Linked DNA regions of Homo sapiens: all the other regions are linked to region 3. A link is a loop called in an ENCODE intact Hi-C map of the cell type or tissue named here. Cell type or tissue: IMR-90. All regions are shown on one strand.

Region 1 (8,000 bases), 380 kb after region 3:
AAATTGTTCCCCTTGACTTCAAAGCACACACAGGACTAAATTTTAGGACTAATGATTTTAAATCACCTTTCTTGTTACAACAAAATGCATGATGCAATAATCAAATCTCTAAGCAATTTGTAAAACAAGGTTTGTTTGTGTGTGTCAGAAGCATTAGGGTAATGAATGGATGGGGAGTGAATGGGGGTAGTAGTGTCTTCTATGTGTACCACGTGTAGGAATCTATTGAATTAAATAGATGTCTTTGTTAATGAAACCACCACATAAATGGACCCAGCTATAAATTAAGCAGACCTCATTAGCCTGCCTTTCTAGGGGAAATGAGTTCCTTTTTGTGGATAAGAGTGAAATAGGTTCTTAAGATTTAATGTAATAAGAAGAAATTGGAACTTTTTACCTGGTGAAAGCAAAGCACCCGATGATTTAAATGTGATTCATCCACCAATTTTGGCTCATGTTCAGATAATTGAATATTAATAATAATACTATTATTATTTGTTTGTAGTGAAATATTAGTAATGTTATGGTGTTTGTAATTATTATTGTTAACATTCGCAATTACACCTTCTATTTAAGTCAGTTTTCTTAAAATAATAGGAAATACAGACAACTTTGAGAATCTAATAAAAGTTAGGAACTTTTCCCTGAAGAAAAGAATGCTCATATGCAGAGAAACACTCACAATATCAAAGGGGTTATGCATGCCTTATGTTCATGTAAGGACCACCAGAGCCCATTCCAGGGGTGGTTTGGTTTCCAGAGAGAGAATCTTAAGATAAGAGCATAAACTGAGCTAGGCCTATAATACAGCATCTATTTCACTGATCACTTCAACAATTCCCATGTTTGGTGTTACTATCCTCATTTTAGTGTTGGGAAAACTGAACCTCCAGGATGAAGAAGTGAAAAATCTGAATTTCATATTTTTCTGCTTTCAAAGCCCTTGGTATGTTCAATCATGTAAATTAATTTCTAATCCTTCCTAAAATGGATATTGAGGTAAAGGTAGGGATGGCTAATGCACCCTCCTTTAATTCCCAGGTACTGGAGAACTGTCATGTTTCAACCAGTCAATACGTGTGTTTGTGTGTGTGTGTATGTGTGTGTGTGTATGTATACATTCCCATCTCCATGCATATGTGTCATTAGTAAACATTTGAGAGAGGACTGTAGTCTATCAATTACCTGTTCAAACTGGTTAAGTTGTTTCCTTTCCTATAGATCTTATTTTTCTCATGTATTAAAAACAAAGGTGTTAAATATTTCAAGCCCTGTGCAAAAGTAACACTGCAAGAGTTTACAAATATAGTTTGGGGTACAGGTGAGAAAGGAAGGAAGTAGAAAGAGGAGGAAAGAGTGGGCCAGGGGTTTGTAGAGAATGCAATGGGAAAAAAAGGCTTAACAAGGAAGAAAATGAGATTTATCCAAGGAGTATGCTGTGTTCTTTCTTTCCTTCAGAAATACACCTCTTCTCAGACATCCTTCACATCATCGCAAGCATCCCTCTTTCATTGACAAAACGGCATTTACTCTGAAAAACAGAAATGGAGTCAGTCTTTGAAAATGTTTTCTACCTTATGATACTAAGCCTGGTATGTGGACCACAGTAAGCATACTTTCCTCCTATATTTTGCCATAGCAATACTAGACATATACATCTATATGTTGGTTAATTTCATAATGAATGCGCACTCTCTATCACGGACTTTGCTGAAGATATTATACAGTGTAGTTCCCCTTGGTGATTTACAGTTATTTGCTTTCCATAAGCTCTTTTCTAAAGCTAGTTTTCATTACAATTATCATAATAATTATATATATTTGTGGAAAAAAATTAAACACTTCAGAATGGAAATGAATTAAACAATAAAAGTCACTCTATGAATCTTTTCACCAGTTTCATTCCCTAGAAGCATGACTATTAAGAGTATCTTGTGTATATAAGCCAATCTATCTATGTGTCTATTTGATCGACCTATTTCTTCTTTATCATCATAGTCTACACGTCTGACTAAAAATGATGGTTTTTTATAAACAAATATATTAGTAAGTAAATATATATTCTCCAACATTTTAAGTTAAATACTTTAAAAAATTCCCATCCTTACACAAAAAGATCTGCTTCATTCTTTTTATTGGTTGCATAAAATTCTGCTATATATAATGCCATCATTTATTTGACCCACTATTGATGGATACTTAAAACATTTTTTAGAATTTTGCTATTACTAACAAACATCTTTGTATGAATACCTTTGTACCGCTGGGTAAGTGAATGTATTGTGCACATTCAAAAAGTTGCTGGGTCAAAAATATACGTGTGTGAAATGTTGACAGATATTGCTAAATTGCCTTACAAAATGGTTGCATCAATTTTCACTGCATTTAACCATGTTGAGCATTGTCTGTTTCCCACTTGGTCAAAATGCAGCATTACCAGCTATTTTTTTTGACATAGTGATATTAGTAAATTATGGCATCTTAACAATTTCTAGGGTTTCTTCACATACATTATTGATGCATTCCCCTTTCCCTCACCTCTTAATAGTTGTCAAAAATTTCTGCTTCTATTTTCAAATCATTGTTTTAGGACAATGCATTACTTCTGAGGCACCAGTTATATTTGCTGATTATAATTTACACAGGAAGAATTACCCTTTTGGATCTTACAATTTCCATATTACTCTCTCTCATCTCCCATTTATTTATGCTGTTGCTTGCTAATATATTCATTTATATTCCATCCATTTCCAAGGCTGATTTGAAGTGGCATATGATAAAATAGTAGGCATAAAGAAAAATAGCATTGAAATGGAAGGAAAAAATATCCTCGAAAATTAATATTGTGACTTTAGCAGTAAATCTATCTCTTGGCATTCTCGATATTAAGGCCAAAAGCAGCAGTCAATTTTTGATTAATGCATAGCCTATAGAAAGAGAAACCATGTCAGTTAATATGGAGATAAGCATTTTTCCCATTCCTCAATTATTTAATGAATGTTTCAGGTGGATACAAACAATAGAACATACAGTGTCCTCCAAAATTATTGGCCACAGAAAAGAAACAGAGATTTTCTTTACAGGACTTCTTTTAAAAAGAGAGAGAACTATAACCTGAAAACACCATTCACAAAAGATATTGCTTATAAGACAGAAGCAGCTTAGCTATCACTGTTAGATATTAACTTGCATACACATCATTTTATTATATTTAATGTATTCCTTAAATGCATAGGCTCACTGCTATTGTTGTATTGACTTTTAGGTCTGAAGAGAAAATATGTGAGATATGTTTAATTGTTTGAGCACAGGAATGTCGATGATAATTATGATAAAGATAATTATGATTTACTCTCTTACAAATTTTAGCTGCCCTTTTTGTCACTTGCATCAGTATTAATTTTTTCCTCACAATGACACAAGAACTTCAGATAAAGCAAGTGCAAGAAATTTGGAAGCACAAATAACATTTCCCAGCATTTAATTCAGTTCATTCCCATCTACCAACTGAAAGACATCATGGTACCGATTCATCAAGCCCTTTGTGTGTATTATCTTTATGAGACATATCTTATGTTCTCTAATCACATGGGTCTCAGTGTTCTCTGATGAATGCCCTGATCTGTTTTTCAATATATTTATCTTCTGATACTTTTCTCTGCACTGGTTGAGAAAAATGTTGGTATCAGAGTCAACAGCATCTGTAGGAAAAACTGGGGAGACAATCCTAGATAAATCAAACTCAACCATTTCACTAAATGGGATTTTTTTTTTTTTGAGACAAGATTTTACCCTCACCCAGACTGAAGTGCAGTGGCCCAATCATAGCTCACTGTAGCTTCCAACTCCTGGTGTCAAGGAATCCTCCTGCCTCAGCCTCCCAAAGTGCTGAGATTACAGCCTTGTGCCAAGCCCAAACAGATATTTAAGCTCCACCAATTTCTACCCACTGCACTCATTGGACAGTGTCCAAACTCTGGTCCACCCCTTCCATTTATTTATTACCATCCTCAGTAGCACTTGAGGACCAATTATTCTGAACTACTTGCTATCTGAATACCCACAACATTCCTTGCCTTCTAGATTTTCCTCCTGCTCACTTTTGAAAAAATTCCCATTGAATGAATCATTGTTCTCCAAAAACATTCTATGCTTAAGCAATACTTTATTTTTCACATACATTTATTGTTTTCCTCACCCTCCCAAGAAAGAAATTGTCTCTTTATTTTGAAAGAATAGGAGGCCCCCTAGCACAGGAACATGCTTCTGCCTGCCATAGCCCCCTGGATCTGCTGAGCTCGGATGCTTGGGGTGTGCTTCAGAAATGCCTCTGAGTTGCTACAGCAATTGCTGTCCTCACTTCCTGCCAGAACAGTCTACACCTCCTCCTCCATCATTTTCTTTCCCAGGCTGATGAAGACATGTCTGAGCTCTGCTCTCATGACAATCATTCCCCTCCTTTATTTTTCAATAAATATATAGAGTTATTTCAAATATTTTGGTATATGACATAGATTGGTTTTGTAGTTTTTAATGAAGTAAAATAGAAACTTCTAAATACAGCAGTGTCTGTGGGGAAAAAAGCCATGAGAAAAAATAAGGTAATTGGCAGAACTATATTTGCTTGAAGGAATTAAATGAAAAGCATGGCGTCATGATCAATCAGATAATGGTTTCTATCATACATTGTAAAACTCTATAGACTTAACCATCTCTTCCAACAGATGAACATATATATATATATATATATATATATATATATATATATGTATATATATATGTATGTATGTATGTATCTGTGCCTTAGTTTGTTTGTGTTGCTATAAAAGAATACTTGAGGCTGAATAGTTTATAAAAAAAGAGATTTTATTTGGCTCATGGTTCTGCAGCCTGTACAAATTGCATGGTGCTAGTGTCTGCACCTAGGGAGGGCTGCACTCAAAGTTCTACTAATGGTGGAAGGAGAAGGGGAGCAGGCATCATATGGTAAGAGGAAGGAAGCAGGACAGAAAGCATAGGAGGTGCCAGGGTCTTTTCAACAACGTGTTATTAAAACTAAGAGTGACAACTGACTCACACTTAGGAGAATGACACCAACCCATCCATGAGAAACCTACCCTCATGATCCAAACACCTCATACTAGTCCCCATCTCCAATATCAGGGATCAAATTTCCACATGAGGCTTAATGGGGTCAAACGAATCATATCCAAACCATAGCCATTTGTATCTATATCTATATTTATATATATCTATATCTAATTTATATCTTCCTATATAAATCTAAGAATGTAAGAGTGTGCGTGCATCTGTGTGTGTGTGTGTGTGTATTTAGCATCATTTTCCTTGGATTAGTAAGCATTCAGTAAATATTACTTTTGTTGTTATATAGTTTTTATTTCATAATCATAAACTTAACTCTGCAATCTGCTAGAGGTGGAGCAGACTAAGGAAAATGTGGAACCAAAAGAACTTCAGCAAGAACACAAAGATTATAGGATATTTTGAGCAAATGGAGTGGAGGAATGTTCTCTTGCCTATAAAAAAATTAGTCTGGTAGTTAAAACAAAACATAAGTTAAATTTATTGGAGTTGTCCACAGTTGTCAATCGTGGTCTTCTTTCTGGTTTTGCCATTCCAGAAAGCAAAGTGCGCCATGGCTTCCAAGATATTCAAGCCCTCTTTTGTCTTGCCAAAGACTGCACTCTTGCCACCCAACCACACAGTTTTGGCAGTGCAGATGAAAAACTGGAAACCATTTGTGTAGCGTCCAGTATTTGCCATGGACAAGGTGCCAGGTCTTGTATGCTTCAGGATGGAGTTATCATCATCAGACTTCTCCCAGTAGTTGGACTTGTGCCAGTGTCATCATGACATGTGAAGTCACCACTCTGGCATATAAACCCTGGAATAATTCTGTGAAAACAGGAACACTTATAGCCAAATCCTTTCTCTCCAGTGCTCACAAAATGAACATTTTCTGTTGTCTTTGGAACTTTGCAAACAGCTGGAAGGAGACATGGCCCAAGTGCTCACCGTTGACTACAAAGTTAAAGAACAAGGTGGCAGTGGTGACATCAGTGGAAGTGGCATCTGCAAAGTGCCAACAAATATTTTAAACAAACAAACCAATAAATTAATATTTCTTAAACCAGTAAAGAATGAAAACTTTCCAGCCACTCATCAGGCATTTGTTCATAACTGCTTGGTGTCATTCATGGTGAGAGATTTTGCTGACACAATGATAGCTATGAACAATCCCTGCTTCCAGAAGCCTATGGTGCAGCAGGAGAGGTTTGTACCCACATTCATGGCATAGTGATGGAGAGTGTTGGTGCCAGAACAGAGATACACTGAGGCCTTTCTGAAGGGACCCAGAATGGAGCATCTTCGACTTCATGTGTGTTCAAGAAGGTCTTCATAAAGGAAGTGACAAACATATTCAGGTATCTGAAAGTTGAACACACACTGAGGCTTACACTGGACAGAAGACAGAAGGGTAGTGTCGTCCCTGACCCTGAGGCCTTAAATCCCTATTGGGAAGTGAACACACTGACAGATTTTCACATACAAAAAAGAAATAAACAAACCCACTTAAAACTATGAGTGGTTGATTTATGTGACCACTCCTATGGATGCTTGCATACAAACAGGACACACAGAAGGATAATCTGAAATAGAAATATATTAGACATAAGGATTAACTGCATGATATTTACTAGTAAAAAGCTAAAACACTAATTTAAATTTAAACTGTTAACTCTGAAAAATAATGGAGGGGAGAGCCAATTGGAGAGAAGGCAATGAGCAAAGAAATCCAAGAGCCTCGGGATTAGATAAAATTAAAAAAATGTCTGACTGGAGAATGACATACTTTTATAATCTCTTCACTTTTCCAGACATCCTCTATTTGTTACAAAGCTATCCCAGTCCCCAGTCTTGTGGTGTCTGGACCCTTGGGGTCACTTCCTAGCTGGTGACTTGCTTACACTCTCGCCTGGCCTCACAATGTGTAAGCCTCATTGAGCGATCCTTCTAGAACGTTAGCCAGATTATGTAACTCTCCTTTTCAGAACCTTCCAACCACTTGCTCTCTTGCACATAATTAATTCTGATGTCCTCACCCTGGCTTCTAAAATAGATGACCTGGCCCCTTACTAACGCACTGGTCTCATCTCCCACCTCTCTTCCTAGGTAGCTCTAGTCACACAGCCTGTGATCATTTTGAAATGTCTGAACCATACTCCCCTTTCAGGACTGTTGCATTGCTCTTCTATATATCCATGTGTCCTGCACCCTCTCTTCATTTAGGCTTTGCTCAAAATATCCTTTTTTCAAAGATTGTTTCTCCGAATGCCCTTATGAAATAGCATGCTTCTCAATGCTTTAGTTCCTTGCCTGCTTTACTTATCTTCATTCATTTATTTTGTTTCCTCTAACTAAAATGCAAGCTTCATGAGAGTGAGAAATATTTCATAAATAACTATTCCCTGTGCTTAAAAACAGTGCCTTAAACATGGTAGACACTCAATAGATATACATTGAAGAAATGAACAAATACTTTTCAGAGCCCTTACTATGTAATATGCATTATCAAAATAAATCATAAAAATTCAAGAGAAAGGCATAATATTCAGTGCTTCTCAACAATTTAGACATGCAGCTCTTTTGCAGATTATTTCCCATTTATCCCTCTCTTTAGCAACCATTTACCTATAATGTTATTATCTGCCTACCACGGAACCTATCATGCTCTGAACACACTTTGGAAACTGCTGTTCTAACAGATACCAAGGGAAGGGAACTATATTTACTTTCAGGCCTGAAATAAGTCAGAGCTAAAAGGAGTAAAAGTGGTGTGCAGATCTATCTCAATGATAGTCCAAAATTGTGGGGGTGTGTGTGTGTGTGCGCACTTGCATGAAGAGGGGACTCTGGGCTCTGAGATCTACAGGAAAAAAAAAACAGAAAAATATGGCTGAAGTCACTGAACAAACTCA
Region 2 (8,000 bases), 1.2 Mb before region 3:
ACAGCAAATCACTGGGCAGCAACCGTCCATCTCCTTCTTGCAGCCCCCAGCAGCTCAGAAATCATGACTTGTTCATAAATGACAATGTCAACCCCTATTTATGTCTGGGGCCATGGAGGCACACAGGGCTCCCAGCACCAGTTTTTCCCGAGGATTCTGGCCTCACTTCACCCTCAGGGCAGTGAGCGGGCTGGCGTCACAGCTTCCTGGTTCAGCTCTGCCCTCTGCGCCATGTCCTTGGGGCCATCCTCGCCTATGCTTCACTCCACTTGCTCCATGGCAGGACCATGGGGAAGCTAATTTTACTCGATCAACATTTATTTCATGCTTTGCCAAGTCTCAGGCTGCTGAGCTGCTCTTACCACACATTAACTATCTCACTTAATAGGTGTGGTGCAGCCAGGTAAGAACCATTAGTATTCGCATTTTATAGACAAGGATATAGAGTCTCAGAGATGATCTGGGTCACAAAACTGGTAAGAGGTAGCTAGCATTTGAACCCAGATGGTCTGACTGTATGGTCTTTTAAAAAAATTTTTATTGAGGGATAATTAAAATATAGCAAGATACACAGATCTTAGGTGTTCAGTTCAATGACTGTTGACAAATGCGTCCCCCCGTGTAACCACCCCTCCGAGCAAGATACAGAGAACCTCCATAATTCCTCGTGGCTCTTCTCAGTCACTTCCTACTGCACACTTGGAGTGGAGGCACCTGTTGTTCTGATTTCCACCACCAATATGTAAACCTGTGGTTTTTTTTTTTTTTTTTTTTTTTTTTTGAGACAGGGTCTTGCTCTGTTGCTCAGGCTGGAGTGCAGTGGCATGAACATGGCTCACTGCAGCCTCAACCTCCTGGGCTCAAGTGATCCCTTGTGCTCAGCCTCCTGAGTAGCTGGGACTACAGGTATGTGCCACCATGCCTAACTACTTTTTGTAGAGACAGGGTCTCACCATATTGCCCAGGCTGGTCTCGAACTCCTGAGCTCAAGTGATCCTCCAGCCTCAGCCTCCCAAAGTGCTGAGATTACAGATGTAAATCTCACTGCGCCCAGCCTGTAAGCTCTGTTCTTCAATTTTGTATAAATGGTATTATATATTGGAATTATGTATATAACAATAAATACTGTTTCTTTCACTCTGAACAATGTTTTTGAGGTTCATCCATATTGTCGCATGTATCAGTAGTTCATTACTTTCATTGCTGATTAATTTTTCATTGCATAGATGGACAGCACACTTTGTTTCCCCTTCACTTACTGATGGACTCTTGGGTTGTTTGCCTTGTTGGGCTCTAATGAATAAGCTTCTCCAAACACTCATGTACAAGGCTCTGTGTGGGCAAATGTCTTCATTTCTCTTGGGTTGATAATTGGGGTGGAATTGTTGGGTTGCAGGTGGCTGTATGTTTAACTTTATAATTGCCAAACATTTTCTGAAGTGGTGCACCATTTTACACTCCCACTAGTAATACGGAGAGTTCTAATTGCTCCACATCCTTGCCAAGCTTTGGTGCTAGTCTTTTTTATTTTAGCCACTCTGGGGTATGAGTAGTAGTATCTCATTTTGCTTTTATTGTGCATTTCTGTGATGACTAATGATTTTGAGCTTATTTTTCACATAATTCTAGGTCATTCACATATTTTCTTTTGTGATGTGTCTGTTCCAATCTTTTTCCCACTGAAAATATTGGGTTGGTTGTCTTTTTATTATTGATTTGTAGGGGTTCTTTATATATTCTAGATATGAAAATTTTCTCCCCAGTCTGCGGATTGTTTATGGATTTTTCTTAAAGGTGTCAGTGCTGAGCAGAAGTTGACTGCTGCCCCCTGACTTTTGGTTATCGATGATTCCTGGGTGTATGAAATTGGAGACTGTAACTGGCCTGCACGATGCCAAGAATACAGCTGGACCTCAGAAGGGGCTCATGTTCTTTGTCCTTCCTTCTGCTGCCAAGGTCTCCCCAGATCACTGTCTCTAAGTGGAGTGGATGTCCTCTCCTCTCCATCCGTCCACCCACCCACGTGTCACTCATCCTTGAGCATCCAGCTTATCATGGGCCTCTGGCACCACACTCCTTAGAATGCCCACCTCATGGAAACAATTCAAATGGGCAGCTCTCTGTTGCCACCTCCAGTGCCACTGACTTCATCCAGACCCTCCCCACATCTTCCCTTCTTGGACCACTGCAACGCCCTCTTCCTGCTCACTCAATCAACACAATTCTTTTAGTGTCAATCACTGTCCAGGCCAGATTAGGGTCCCAGAATATAGCACTTGCTCAAGCACTGCCCTGCTCTCCAGGAGCTCACAGACCAGGGGAAACGCATGTACACCAATGTTGAAAATACAGAGGTGAGAGCGAAGTACAGAGATGGATGCACTAGGTGTTGAGGAGAGCGGCCAGGAGAAGAGAACCCTTTTCTGTGCCTGGAGGTTAGTGGGGAGGGGACCCCACGGAAGCCTTCTCAGGGGAAAAACCCCTGAGCCAGAGTTTGCAAGCTGAATAGCTTTTTCCCAGCAGACAGCTTCATGGAAAGGAAGTGCATTGTAAAGAGAGGAAAGCCTGCGTGTAAATGTCTGGAGTGGTGACAGTGGACAATGTCGCAGGGAAGGGCACATTGACTGGCATGACTAGTGGGTGGAAGGGTGCAGGGCGGAGGTGAGCTTGGAGAGGCTGAGAAGGTGAGATCATAAGACACCTGCTACGTGAGGTCAGAAACTTGGGTTTTATCCTGAAAGCAAGAGGAGCTTTTGGAGGACTTGAGGATGGGGAGGGCAAGGTATTAAGTGCTCAGAACCCACCTGTGGCAGTTGTTAAGAGGGTGGATGAGGGTGGGTTTCTTTAGGATGAGGCCTATGGGGTGCTTTTCCAGTAGTAGCTGGTCCAGTCCTTACCCAAGGCAGGCAGAGGGTACGGCAAAGAGGTTCTGTCTGCATCTCCTCCCTCACCCAGGGCAGCTGCTGAGAGATCACCGGCCATGAGTAAGAACACAGTCATAGTCACGATCACAATCACCATCTGCACGGGGCAAACTGGTGAGCTTCATGGAGAGAGACATTGTGCCCTTCGGATGGCAACAAGTGGGACCCATGTCTGATGGGAACAGATGTGGTTGTGCATTGGCTGTGGTGAGCGGCTTTGGGATGAACCAGGGGCAAGGCTGGTGAGGTTGGAGGTAGAAGAGTGGACACTGCCTGTTTGGCACCTGGGAGTCGTGTGTGGTCACATAGACATGGGTTTGCTTCTGCCTCTGCAACTTCGCTCTTTGAATAAATTCCTTAATGTCTCCATGCCACAGTCTCCTCGTCTCTCACATAGGGTTCCTAAAAGCCTCTGTCACTGGAGTTTTGGGGGGCTTAAATGCCACAATGCATGTAAAGAAAGCGCTTGGCATGCAATCATGCCCCATGTATTCAGGATTCTGGGCCGTCTACCGAATCACCTCTAAAGCTTCTTATTGCTACTGCTGGCCTGGCCCTGCCTCTGGAAGCAGCCCAGCTGTTGGGCCCCCAGTTAGTGTAAGGCACAGATGTGGGAGCTGTTTTCCGAAAACCCATCACCAGTGCCTGGGCGCCTCCTCCCTCAATCTGCAGCAGCAGCAGCAGCAGCAGCAGGGTCCTGAGAAGGGCCTTGGCGAGGGTTATTTGTGCCTCTTCAGCAAAGGCCTTCCTGCTGCTGCTCTAGTTCAATGAAGATCACCCTCTGGCAGGTTTTCTGGGCCGTGCACAGGCAGTTAAGGAGCTGAAACTCCAAAGGCAATTTCTCCTCAAGGAGCTGTTTTGTGGGTGGTTCACTCTGCACCACTGCCATGGAGATGTTCCCTGCCCCAAGTCTGGCACAATTCACTGAGCCCAGGGCTCACTGGGCTGCCTGGGAGCTCCTCAACCAGGAAGGAGTGGGCCTGGCTCGGACAGAGAGGATGGGGCAAGGTCCTGACTATATTTCCTGCCCAGCCTGCAGGGAGTTGGGGGAAATTCAAGGGAGGCTCAGGCCCTTGAATAGCAGTACCAAAATTGCCCTCAAAAACAGTTTCTAGGTCGGGCGTGGTGGCTTATGTCTGTAATCCCAGCATTTTGGGAGGCCAAGGTGGGTGGACCACGAGGTCAAGAGATCGAGACCATCCTGGCGAACATAGTGAAACCCCGTCTCTACTAAAAATAGAAAAATTAGCTGGGCATGGTGGAGTGTGCCTGTAATCCCAGCTACTGGGGAGGCTGAGGCAGAAGAATGGCTTGAACCTGGGAGGCAGAGGTTGCAGTGAGCTGAAATTGCGCCACTGCACTCCAGCCTGGAGACACAGTGAGACTGTCTCAAAAAACAAAACAAAACAAAACAAAACAAACACTGTTTCTAAAAACCAGACAACTTTCCCTCTTACCTCCATGGCAAAAGGAGATGGCAAACGCTGCTAAATGCCTTAATAAGTGGCTGCTATTGGTTCAATGATGGCTATTAAAAACTATCAATTGTTTAGATACAGGAATATGGAGAAAAATCTTGTAAGAAGCACTTTTAAAGCCCACTTTGTGTCAATAGTAGTGTTGTTAATTTCCAACTTCCAGATCATATCGAAAGCATTGGTTATGAAAGTTCTTTGGGGGAAAAGGTCATTCATAAACATTCAGATTCTGAGTTAATGAATTTTCCATGGGTGTCTGCACAGACCCTCCCTCTGTCACTGACTGCCGTGGGCTGTCTCAGGCTGGGGACTGGTCCAGGAGCAGTGCCCGGAGGTCCTGGCTGGCTGGACTTGACCTTTCTCCTTCTCTGGCCAGAGGCCTCTCTTCCTGCTTTCAAGAAATGACTCCATACTGGCTGGGTGCTACTGCCTCTGATGGCCACTAGGGGGAACCAAGGTTCTCGGCAAAGGCTTCTCTCCCACAGCGTGAAACCCAAGGGGATTGTTCTGCATCAATGACTTTTCCCTCCCAGATTCTGAAAGAGGTGCTGAAACGGGAACCCAGTGGCTGGCTACTGGCCTGGTAGAGGTGGATAGTATTGAAGAAGCCCAATCTAGTTCTTAAAGCACAGTTATTATTTTTTTCTTTTTTTGAGACGGGGCTCTCACTTTGTCACTCTGGCTGGAGTGCAGTGGTGAAATCATAGCTTGTTGCAGCCTTAAACTCTTGGGCTCAAGCGATACTCCCACCTCAGCCTCCTGAGGAGCTGGGACTATAGGCACGCACCACCATGCCCAGATAATTTTTTAATATTTTTGTGGAGATGAGGGTCTCACCATGTTGCCCAGGCTGGTTTCAAACTCCTTTGTTCAAGCAATCCTCCAGCCTCAGCGTCCCAAAGTGGTGGGATTACAGGGGTGAACCACTTTATCTGGCCACAGTCAGAAGACACACAACCGACTTTAGTGTTATTATTATTTTTCTAAATTTGAGACAGAGTCTCACTCTATTGCCCAGTCTGGAGTGAAGTGGTGCAACCTTGGCTCACTGCAACCTCCGCCTCCTGGGTTCAAGCGATTCTCATGCTTCAGCCTTCCAAGTAGCTGGGATTATAGGCATGCGCCACCACACCCAGCTAGTTGTTGTATTTTTGGTAGAGACACGGTTTCGCCATGTTGGCCAGGCTGGTCTTAAACTCCTGGCCTCATGTGATCCGCCCACCTTGGCTTCCCAAAGTGCTGGGATTACAGTTGTGAGCCACTGTGCCCGGCCCACAACTATCTTTAAAATGACCGTTTCCAGGAAACCTTCTAGAGGGGTTCCCATGCCCACCTGTGACCCCTGCCCCAGGTCCTGGTCATTGTCTCTCCAGCAAGAAGGCAGCCGAGGGCTATATTCTGTGGCATCCTCCTCTTCTTCCTGTTCTTTACCCTGCTCTTAACACTTCTCACACCTTCATTTTATTAAACAACTCTGATCTGCAGGGAGCTGTACACTCAGTGCTGTGGGCATGGCACTGGGGGAACTGGAGGCTGATGGGGGAGAAAGAAGTACAAGAAATGACTCCTGCATTCAAGTGCTTTTCACCCAGTTTGGAGATGTAGGAATTTGATTCAAGTCATTGAACATTTGCTGAGTGCCCATTTGAGAAACAGTGGAATATTGGGAAAGAAAACAGATTTGGCAACTGACTTTCAACCTCAGCTTCATCTGGAGGGCCAGTGTGACGCTGTGTTACTGAAACCTGCTGGCTCTCTATTTCCTCATTTGCAAAATGGGGCCAGGCATCCCTAAGTGATCCACAGCCCTGTATCAACAGTCACCAGGGGATGGAAGAGAGAGGCTTTCTTTTCTTTTCTTTTTTATTCAGAGACAGGATCTTTCTCTGTCACCTAGGCTGGAGTACGGTGGCACAATCACGGCTCACTGCAGCCTGGAACTTCTTGGCTCAAGCGATCCTCCCATCTCAGCCTCCTGAGTAGCTGGGACTCCAGGCGAAAGCCACCATGCCTGGCTTATTTTTTAATTTTTTGTAGAGATGGGGTCTCATCATGTTGCCCAGACTGGTCTTGAACTCCTGGCTTCAAGTGATCCTCCTGCCTTGGGAGAGAGGCTTTCTTAACCTCTAGGTAAGCGTCACCTCCTTTGTGAACCTCTCCAATCCCTTTCCCTGCAAGTTAAGCAACAATTTCCTTGTCTGTCTTCCAGACCTTTGTTGTAGCCCAGTTAGAGCTGTCTGGGGTGCACTGCCATTATTTGTCATTGAACTGAGAACTCCATCAGAGCAGGGATGGTGGAGATGCCTGATTCCTGCCTAACTGGCTCACAGCCTGGCACTTTTTCAGGGAATATCAGCAGATGCTGGGATGAAGGGAGAGGTAGAAACAGCTTCCTTCTTTCCCGTGTGGGCCCCTTTGCAGACGGTGGTGCCATTCAGATGTGTGGGGACTCAGGGTATGATATTCGGGTGTGTGCGTGGACACTGGTTGTGGTCTTGGGCCTTGGGGTCACTTTGAGGGAGAGCCTGACTATCGAGCACTTGGCCATAGGGCCTGGGCAGTAGACACATGGCGTTGAACCCTGGAATTCCAGGACAGGATGGAGAAACATTTTCCACTGGTGGCCAAATGGCACTGTAGGTGGATGAGTCCTGGGGGATGCTATTAGGAGTCTAGGCACGGTGCTTACAGTGCTGGGTCACAGGTGAGAAAGAGATCCCTCTGGCATCTCCATCAATCCTGTCTTTTTTTTTTTTTTTTTGAGATAGAGTTTTGCTCTTGTTGCCTAGTCTGGAGTGCAATGGCGTGATCTCGGTTCACTGCAGCCTCTGCCTCCCAGGTTCAAGCAATTCTCCTGCGTCAGCCTCCAGAGTAGCTGGGATTACAGGCGCTCACCACCACACCCGGCTAATTTTTTTTTTGTATTTTTAGTAGAGACGGGGTTTCCCCATGTTGGTCAGCCTGGTCCCAAACTCCTGGCTTCAGGTGATCCGCTTGCCTCAGCCTCCCACGGTTTTGGGATGACAGGTGTGAGCCACCGTGCCCAGCCAATCTGTGAAGGAGGGGTTCGGTGCCAGGGAACCCTCTGGCTCTTACTCCCTTTTGAATGCAGAGCAGAGTGAGCAGGACCAGGGCGCGCCTTTGGCAGGCGACAGTGTTCACTGGCAACTTGTGCTCCCTGTTTTCTTTCCGGCTTACTTTTGACAATAGATACTATTTTTACACATTCCATAGTGATACACTTGTCTCATTTAAATAAATGTATTTAAGTTAAAAAATAAAGGGAGTTTGGGCCAGGCGTGGGGGCTCACACCTGTAATCCCAGCACTTTGGGAGGCTGAGGCGGGCGGATCATGAGGTCAGGAGATTGAGACCATCCTGGCTAACACGGTGAAACCCCGTCTCTATTAAAAATACAAAAAAAAAAAAAAAATTAGCCGGGTGTGGTGATGGGCGCCTGTAGTCCCAGCTACTCAGGAGGCTGAGGCAGGAGAATGGCGTGAACCTGGGAGGCGGAGCTTGCGGTGAGTGGAGATTGCGCGACTGCACTCCAGCCTGGGTGACAGAGCGAGACTCCATCTCAAAAAAAAAAAAAAAA
Region 3 (8,000 bases):
CTCTCGCAGCCTCGGCTTCTCTCAGCCCCCGCCCTTTCCTTCCCTCACAGCGGCAGCCTCCCTCCTCCCGCCCCCCCCGCCCCGCACCCGCCTGCCCGCCCGCCACCTCCCCCCGGTTTCTCATTCCTGCCACTAGCGCGCTCGGCGGCTCATTCCGCGGCCGCCGCCAGCTGAGGGGAGCGTCGCGGGCCGAGGAGCAGATGCCGCGGGGGCCGCTCGCAGCCGCCGCTGACTTGTGAATGGGACCGGGACTGGGGCCGGGACTGACACCGCAGCGCTTGCCCTGCGCCAGGGACTGGCGGCTCGGAGGTTGCGTCCACCCTCAAGGGCCCCAGGTGAGGTGCGCCGCCAGTCCCTTCCTCTCGCCTGGTTGGGGCTTCTTGGAATGGGGGGCAGGATTTTCTCAGGAAGAGAATGTCTTGGCGGGGCGGGGTGGTGAGGGGGACGGTGGTATCTGAGTCGAGAAGGCTTCACTAACGCAAAGCAAAAGGGAGGGAGAGATTTGTTTAAAAATCAGAAAGGGAGAAGGGAGCCAGCTGTGGGCGCGGGCAAAGCAGGGGACGGAGGCTTCAGATGTGCGCTCCACGACTCTCCCTGGCTCCGGCCTCCTGTGGGGTCTGCGCCGAGGCCACAGCAGAGGGGGTTTGTACCTGGCTGGGGCAAGAGACTGCAGAGCAGACCTCCGGACACGCCGACTGTCCCCGGTCATATCTCTGGGGAAAGTCGCCCACGGCGCGGTGCCCGCCAGCCCTGCGCCGCTTCCCCAAAGCGGCGACATGACCGCGCTCTGCGGGGTTCTTACTCCATCCTCCCGGATCCCTGCCGAAAGCTCCCCGGGGCTTAGTCCCTGCAGTCGAGACTGCCGGGTAAGCCCGGGAAAACGGAAAGACCCCAGCTCCGGAAGGAGATTGCCCGCACTTTAATAGCGTGGGTTTGGGGCCGCCGACTGTGGTTCTGGGGCAGCAGGCTGCGGTGCGCTACAGCCCTCCAGCCCGAGTCTCTGCGGGAGCTCTGGCGCCCGTTTGTAAGCTCCCACCAGCGCAGGAGTAGGTCCATGAGCGGCCCAGACTCGGGCTCGCCTCTGGCTTGGGATTGGCGAAAGCTGCCAGGGTCAACGTTAACTTTGAGAACCACACCTTCCCGAAACCTGCGCCGCTTCTCGGAGCGCGCCAAGCCTCTCTAGCTCCCGGCACGCACGGCCTCCCTCCCTGCGCTCTGCCCCGGAACGCGAGCCGGGAGGTGGGAAGCACTGAGAAGCTGGCCAGATGGGGAGGACGGCGAGGAGAGCTCCCTTCTCCCCCCTCCCCAACCCAGAGGAACTGTAGGAGGGCCCGCCTCACGCTGTGAAGCGGAGTCCCCAGAGAAAGTGGGGTCGGGGGAGGCTTGCGGGTCCGGCTTCCTTGTCCGTTTTTTTGCCGAGGCCCTGCTTTCGCCCGGGGCTCGCCGCGCCTGCCTCTCCCGGGTGAAAGGTTTTCTAGGTGCTAGAAGAAGCCCTGTTGCTTTTGCTGATAATGCAGTAGGAATTTCATGGGCCATCACACTGCTATTAAGAAATCGCATCTTTTAATTATTTAATACCATCCCTGCCTGACGACGGGTTATCCCTAAGGGATGGGAGTGGGGGGTTGTTCTTGAAACCCGGCTGTATGAGGGTATAGATTTCACTAAAGTCTTCCCCCTTCGTCTCCCCCTAAAGAAATCGTGCTACGATCGCTCTGAAATCTTTTCTTATTTTCTTCTTCTAATCATGGCTATCGGTTTAATATGAGGCAGTAAGTTTTCGTTTTAATCACAGGGAGGCTACCATAATTAATCTGGCTAGAGGACGGATCAATTTCCTCATCACTTGGGCTTGCAGCAGACGTCGATGGTTTTGCGGGGTGTCTGGATTTCCTGGGGATGGGGATGCAGATGTGTTCTCAGGAGCGAGGATCCTGTAGCATCGCATGAGCACATTTGCCAGGCTGGGCTCTGAGCGCTAGAGCCTAATATGTTGGCAGAGAAGAGAAGGGACTGACCTTCTTTTCGTTAATCCTGGAATTGTTTTTCCTACAAATACGTAGGTGCAGACACCAGAACAGAAATATTAACTGCCCAACCCTAGCTGCAGGGAGCCTGGTCTTCTTCCAATAGGACAAAGGAAAAAAAGTTACAAAACAAAGGGACAGAGTTGTGGCCAATACGAGAAGCACTCTGAGGCTCCAGCTACTGAAGTTCCTTAAATGTAATCTCTGATTCCAAGTTTTAGAGTTGGCCAGTGGGCTCTGGAATTCGAACCTCTGTGAAAAACTGAAATCCAGCCTAGTACAAAAGGAATGTGAGTGCTTTTCAGTAGAGACCAGGGAAAGGCATCTGAAAGGCCAGGAAACTTTGCTTGAGTAAGGATTATCTTTACATCTTACTTTTGAAACATTGTAAATTAAGACATTAAAATGTCTTGCAGGCATGCACTATTATTAATAAAAATTATTACTATCATTTTAGTTGTTACTTCAGAGTCTGCATAAACTGGGCATTTTATGACATTGTTTGAAAGAATAAACCACCCTCCTCACCCCTGGGAAAGGGGGAATGAAGGCAGGCCTTGGAAGGATTGAGACTGGATAATCTGGCGAGCCCCAGACATGTAGATTTATTCAAATGGCTGCTTATTGCTGCCTAGGAAAATAAGCTTTTAAAATAGTTCTAACTGAAGCAGTGGACCATCTTGATAGCACTTCAGAACTTTCATTACGTTCAGCATTCTTATCAGAACACCAGACAGTAAAATTACTAGAAACCTAAATTCTATTTTCAATTAAGATGCAATCTTTTGTTAATTTGAAAATTTAAAAAAAATAGTTATGGCGCAATTTTTTTTATGTCTTAGAACTCATGTTCCCTCTGTAGAGTGGTGGCTGTGGATGTGCATGTTTGATTGTTTATTTGTGGGAGGAGGGGGCAGGGGACAGACTTGGAGAGCCACGCCATGATTTGGGGGAATACGGATCAATTTCATGCTCTTTTAATGCACTTGTCTTCATAATTCATGGTTTTTCTTCTCCTTTGAATAGAATTACATGGCTGCTTTGTAAAGATTCTGGTTTGGGGACCCTCATATGGGAAACGCCATGACATTGACCTCGTGGTCTGATTTACAATGCCAGTACTGCGCTCCCAGGAGCATAGCATGTCCTGGAACCTTGCCTGTGAATGCCTGTGACTTATGAAGTGGTAACTTATGAAGTTGGTAAACTTTGATCTCTTATATTCAAATCTGTTTTCAGAACCATCTAAACAAGATCTTCAAATCTGATTTTAGTCTTCCTTCATTCTCAATACATGTATGTAGGTAGATGTTGGAGAAACATAACAATTTCATTGGAATTTACTTTCAATATTGATGTTTTCACTTTGATGACAGGCATACTTACTCATTCAATAATAATAAAACAGTGGAATATATAGAGTTTGAAAGTAGGTATCAAACTTTTTTTCTTGAATTGTCAAATTTGAAGAATGACTATGAACTTTCAAGTTTTTTTTTCCTAGAAAATTTGAGCACTGTATAAATTCACTAGCCAATGATTTAAGGGATTGAAATGTGTTTGGGATGATTTTCTCCCTTATGGAATTGGCTGCTGTTTCATAAAAAGTTACCTAATTTGTCAAGAATCCCTATTCTGCACTTACCAAGAATTGTGAGTTTTCAGCCTTTTTAATTTAAAGTTATTGCCTCTGAAATATATAAAAGTAGTTGGTCTATATAAATTTGTGATTTAATTGATTAGGGGGAAAAACATCAACAGGTCTGCTAAAGAAAAAGAAAAATAAAGTTGGAGAAAATTGGACACATCCTGGTGCACTGGTAGGAGTTAAAAATGAGCTGTTCCATCAGGATTCCTGTGATAGCCATCCGCAGCCTCCCCTATGAGCAGGAAGGACTAAAGAAAACACTCGAGGAGCATAATTAGACATCTTTCTGCTATAATTTTACCCTGACATTGAGAGCCTTGTACAACTCTGGAAATGGACTCCTTCGCGGAAGATTGCACTTCTGGCCACTAGAGGGCAATGGCACCCTTCTCCAACTGTCTGCATGGAGCCCATCTGCTTTTGAGGGCATCATGAAAAGCGGTTTTGTTACTTACAAGCCTTGTCTGGCCCTCTCAGGAGAGACCGAATTCAATCTAGCTGTGGTTCAAGCTACTGCTCGAGCAGTTGGTCAGGATTAGCATCTCTCTAGTGGGTGGATCCTGTTACCTTCAGCATCTTCTTCCCACCTTGGAGTTTACTAGAAAGTTGGGAAATCCTGTAACTTGACATTGAGCAGCAGCCGGGGTGGGGGCTGGGCTGCAGGATAAACAAGGTCAGCTCTCACTGAGACAGTGATCTGGGAGGATTTTCTGGATTTTTTTCTGGCAAAAAGAGCATCATTTCTGACTCCAAGTGGAAGGGAATGGATAAAGAAGAAAAATATCAGTGAGACTACCGTGACACCATTGCCCGTTCTTTCATGAGGTTTTGAAGATGTCTGCAAGACACTTCTAATTTGCAAAAAGGAATAGCAGTTTGATCTTCGGTAAACACTTTGGGGCATGGAATTTTAATATAGCAGTAAATGTTTTACTGTTTCTTTTAAACCATTCTTGATATTGTTGTGAAAAACCTAACTTTAGCAGAGAGTAAAATTTAATTCAAGATTGTTCCTCGTGCACTGGAGTATAATCATTTGATTTTTTTTCTTCTCAGCGATATGGAAATTATGGCTTATGATTAAATTGCATATTCCAGGCTACACAAATTTATATTTGCTCCTGTTTGATAGTGTCATGAAAGTTCAGGAGGAGAATGCAAAAAGAAACTAATGCTATATTATAATTAAGAGGAAAACTCCATTAAAGAAATAAGTACTGTTTTAAGTGGCTACTTATTTGTGTTTTTTGTCTTAAGTGAGTACAGTTGCCTCCCTGGTGATTCAGCAATGAAGTTCTTTGCAGCTCTGAGCTGTGTTGGAATGCGTAGACAGTTGATGAAGAAGGAATCAATGCAAATGGATTATGGGAGGGAGTATTAAGTAACTCAGTGGAAAGTAAGACAAAGTGTTTTGTAAACTGACGTTCACTTACCATTGGACAGTTTATTTAACTTTAAAAGGGGCAATTTTAAATTCTAAGCTCTTGTGAATAATGCACATTGTTTGAACTGGAGGCAAAATTTCATTGTTATTTGGTTTAATTAGTCATGAGACGGTTGCAGAGTTCAGGGATTCTTATTGAGACAAAGCATTTCTCTCACAGTCTGTATGGTCGAGGTTTCTGCTCAATCAGAAAATCTGGTACATCGGGATATTAAGTGAGAGGAATGTGAGAGAGAAGAGAGGGAAAGGAGGAAGAAACTCAAAAGTATGAGAGAGACTAATGATGCTATTTCTTATGGAGGCCAATTTCTGATCTTCGTACCTCTCTCTCTCTCTCTCTATCCTTATTAAGCCAATTGAAGAGCTGAATCTAGGAAGTTGATATAAACAGCTTTAAACAGCTTTAAAGACTGCAGTAGACAGTAGCCAAGGTCTTATTCTGTGTTTTCTGGCACCAAGTGTCCCTCAAACAATATTTGTGAATGAGCAGGGGTTTATTCTCAAAATTTCCTGGTTGCTGCAGGTGAAAAAAAGCTTTCACTTCCTAAACTCCACACCCCTTATTTGCCAGAAATCCTCCTGACATGGTCCTCTGCACTGGAATGATTTTCACAAATTAAAGTTAGCTCTCCACATTCAGCTCTCTTGAAGAAAATGGCCTGGAGCCCGGCTTTGTCCTTACTATGATGATCACCTCGCATGGCAACCAGTGTGGTAGGGGAGGCTCCTCCCTGGTCTTAGTTTAAGACACGTAGAGATCTCATTTCAGCCTCCATTAGGCTCCATCAGTGAGAGCAAACAGTGAGAATTTAGGGTAGAGTCCCTGCTATCGATGCATCTTTATTCTTCTCAATAAGAGCAAGGGTGGAGGAAGCAAGGATAGGCATAGCAGCTCAAATTGCTTCACACCTACCCTGCCTCGGATTGCTGGCAATGTTTTACCCATAAACTCATTCTGGAAAGTTCAGTTTTCATCATGCTAGAGGCTTGGACCAGTTATTCATTCTTGGAAGCAATAGTGCCCAGCAGCGGGGCCAGGATGAGGGTGAAGAGAGTAAGTCCAAGGCCTGTAAGTGCACGGCTGGATTCTGTCTTGATTGAAAATTTTGTCTTTTGCTCATCATAGATTTTTTCCCCACTAATCTTCATTATTTATTTACTTTTTTAGAGACAGAGTCTCACTCTGGAGTGCAGTGTTGTGATCGCAGCTCATGGCTGGTCTCAAACTCCTGGCCTCAAGCAATCTTCCTGCCTTGGCCTCCCAAAGTGCTGGGATTACAGATGTGAGCCACTGTACCTGGCCAACTAATCTTGATTTTTAAAATAATGCATTAAAGTATTACTTATTTTGATTACTGAGGTTTTGTTTTTTTGTTTTTTTTTTTTTTGGTGTAGCCTTATATTTTGTGAGTGAGGAGTTTTGCCTCCATTACTTACAAAGTATGTGACCAAGAATAAGCTATATAAGCTCCCCAAGACTCAGGTGTCTTCTTGGTAATGATAGACCTAATAATAATATCTATATCCTAGGATTCTTGTAAAGATAAAATGAGAATTTAGTGCAAGGCCTAGCTCACGATGAGCCTTCAGTGTGTGCTGGGGTTGCTTGCCCTGTCTGAAATAGACTTGGGATTCAGTTTTATGGACTAATGAGAACAGGTAGCAGTTCTTTCTTATCCATTATAAGGCCAGAAATCTTGCATTGAACATTTGTTTTAGATTGAGGCCTCTCCCAATTAGCAATGAATTGTTTATTAGTGCCTGCCTTTTTTGAATGATTTCGTAAATTTAAGTGATCCATCCCTCTTCCACTTAAAATATTCAAGAGGCAGTTGGGATTTGAGATTTGAGAGATAATTACTGCTTTTGAACACTGCCTGCCTCCTTCCTACCTTTGCATTTTTTCCCTCTGTTCGTTCTGCGTATGGGTTGCTGTGGTAAGTTACCCTGCAGTAATACCTTACTGGGAAAGTTTGCTAAGCATGCCATATTGAGATATTCATCACAGGTTTGCTTTCGTTTAAAAGGGGCTCATTACTATTCCAGACTAGCTCAAAAGATAATTAGTCTCTTGATAAATCGTCTCCATTTCAAGACTGTTCCTGTTTGTTTTTCAGGTAAATGTAGTTTGGGATTGTAAGGGGTTTGAGCAGTGACAGTTTTAACTCATAAATAGACTGTGGCTGAAAAAGTCCTGGACCTGCCTTGTGGGTTTCTGTCTTTTGCAGGCCCAGGCAAAAGCACAGTGATTTGGCATCATGCTAAAAATAACGGAGTCCTCACCCTCTCTTAAGCCCTGAATGGTTTCCAACTGTTTCTCACCCAAAATCACAGCCAGGCTGGGCTTTCCAAGGCTCCTGGACCTTCCAGGTTGTCCTGCAGTTTCCCATCTGCGGCTCGCCGGTGTCATCTGTTCTTGCTCCAGGCTGGCGTTCCCTCCTGCCTGCACCTTGCAATGAAAGGGAATATCTGTCTGTGTTTGCCGGGGAAAAGGAAGGAGAGAGAGACAACTTTTTGAGATCCTACTGTGTGCCGGACGCTCTACTCGGTACCTCATCTAGTCTGTACAACCCCCCGAGAGGAAGGTACTTTCATCTCTATTTACAAATAGGAAAATGACTCTCAGAGGGAATTTAAGACACTTATCTAAGCTCATGAGTCTGGGGAGAAGGAAAGCTGGCTTCCCAAACCTGCTCTGACTCTAAATCCTCAGTTTTCCACTGTTTTTGGTGCGTGTCTCAAGCCTGGGCCTCCTTCACTCTCTGGAGAAGGACACAGAAGAGCTGGTGTGACTGCTCAATCCTCAGCTCCTACAAAATCTCAAATTTTACTTGTAATGGGAGCTTCTGAGATCCTCTGATCCAACTCCCTTATCAGTAGG

Evidence for each region. A loop is a pair of places that touch in the nucleus more often than their neighbours do. Peaks named below come from ENCODE experiments on the same cell type or tissue, not always from the same donor. Only the 100,000 strongest peaks of a DNase experiment are listed, where the experiment ranks them.
Region 1: it touches region 3 in a loop (3-fold over the local background); 3 of 110 quality-filtered maps call a loop at or near these places.
Region 2: a loop joins it to region 3, with 10 times the contacts of the local background. A loop is called at or near these places in 3 of 110 quality-filtered maps.

What each region holds. Positions count from the first base shown.
Region 1 is chr16:64,734,868-64,742,867 of GRCh38, reverse strand. It overlaps LOC107984894 (a long non-coding RNA gene), which reads left to right. Exons shown (of 3, transcript XR_001752238.2): 2 at 1,459-1,592; 3 at 5,642-6,890. It also overlaps the pseudogene PPIAP48. Among named protein-coding and RNA genes, the nearest start is that of CDH11, 380 kb to the left of the region's middle. In IMR-90, no CTCF peak of the experiment used is centred here; a DNase peak (open chromatin) is centred at 4,087; H3K27ac peaks cover 243 bases.
Region 2 is chr16:66,312,261-66,320,260 of GRCh38, reverse strand. No RefSeq gene overlaps it. Among named protein-coding and RNA genes, the nearest start is that of CDH5, 50 kb to the left of the region's middle. In IMR-90, a CTCF peak has its summit at 4,839 (motif pointing right); a DNase peak (open chromatin) is centred at 4,860; H3K27me3 peaks cover 1,712 bases.
Region 3 is chr16:65,114,215-65,122,214 of GRCh38, reverse strand. CDH11 (cadherin 11) reads left to right here and starts at 152. Exons shown (of 13, transcript NM_001797.4): 1 at 152-335. In IMR-90, CTCF peaks have their summits at 167 and 4,046 (motif pointing right); DNase peaks (open chromatin) are centred at 2,194 and 4,064; H3K4me3 peaks cover 2,639 bases; H3K27ac peaks cover 3,318 bases.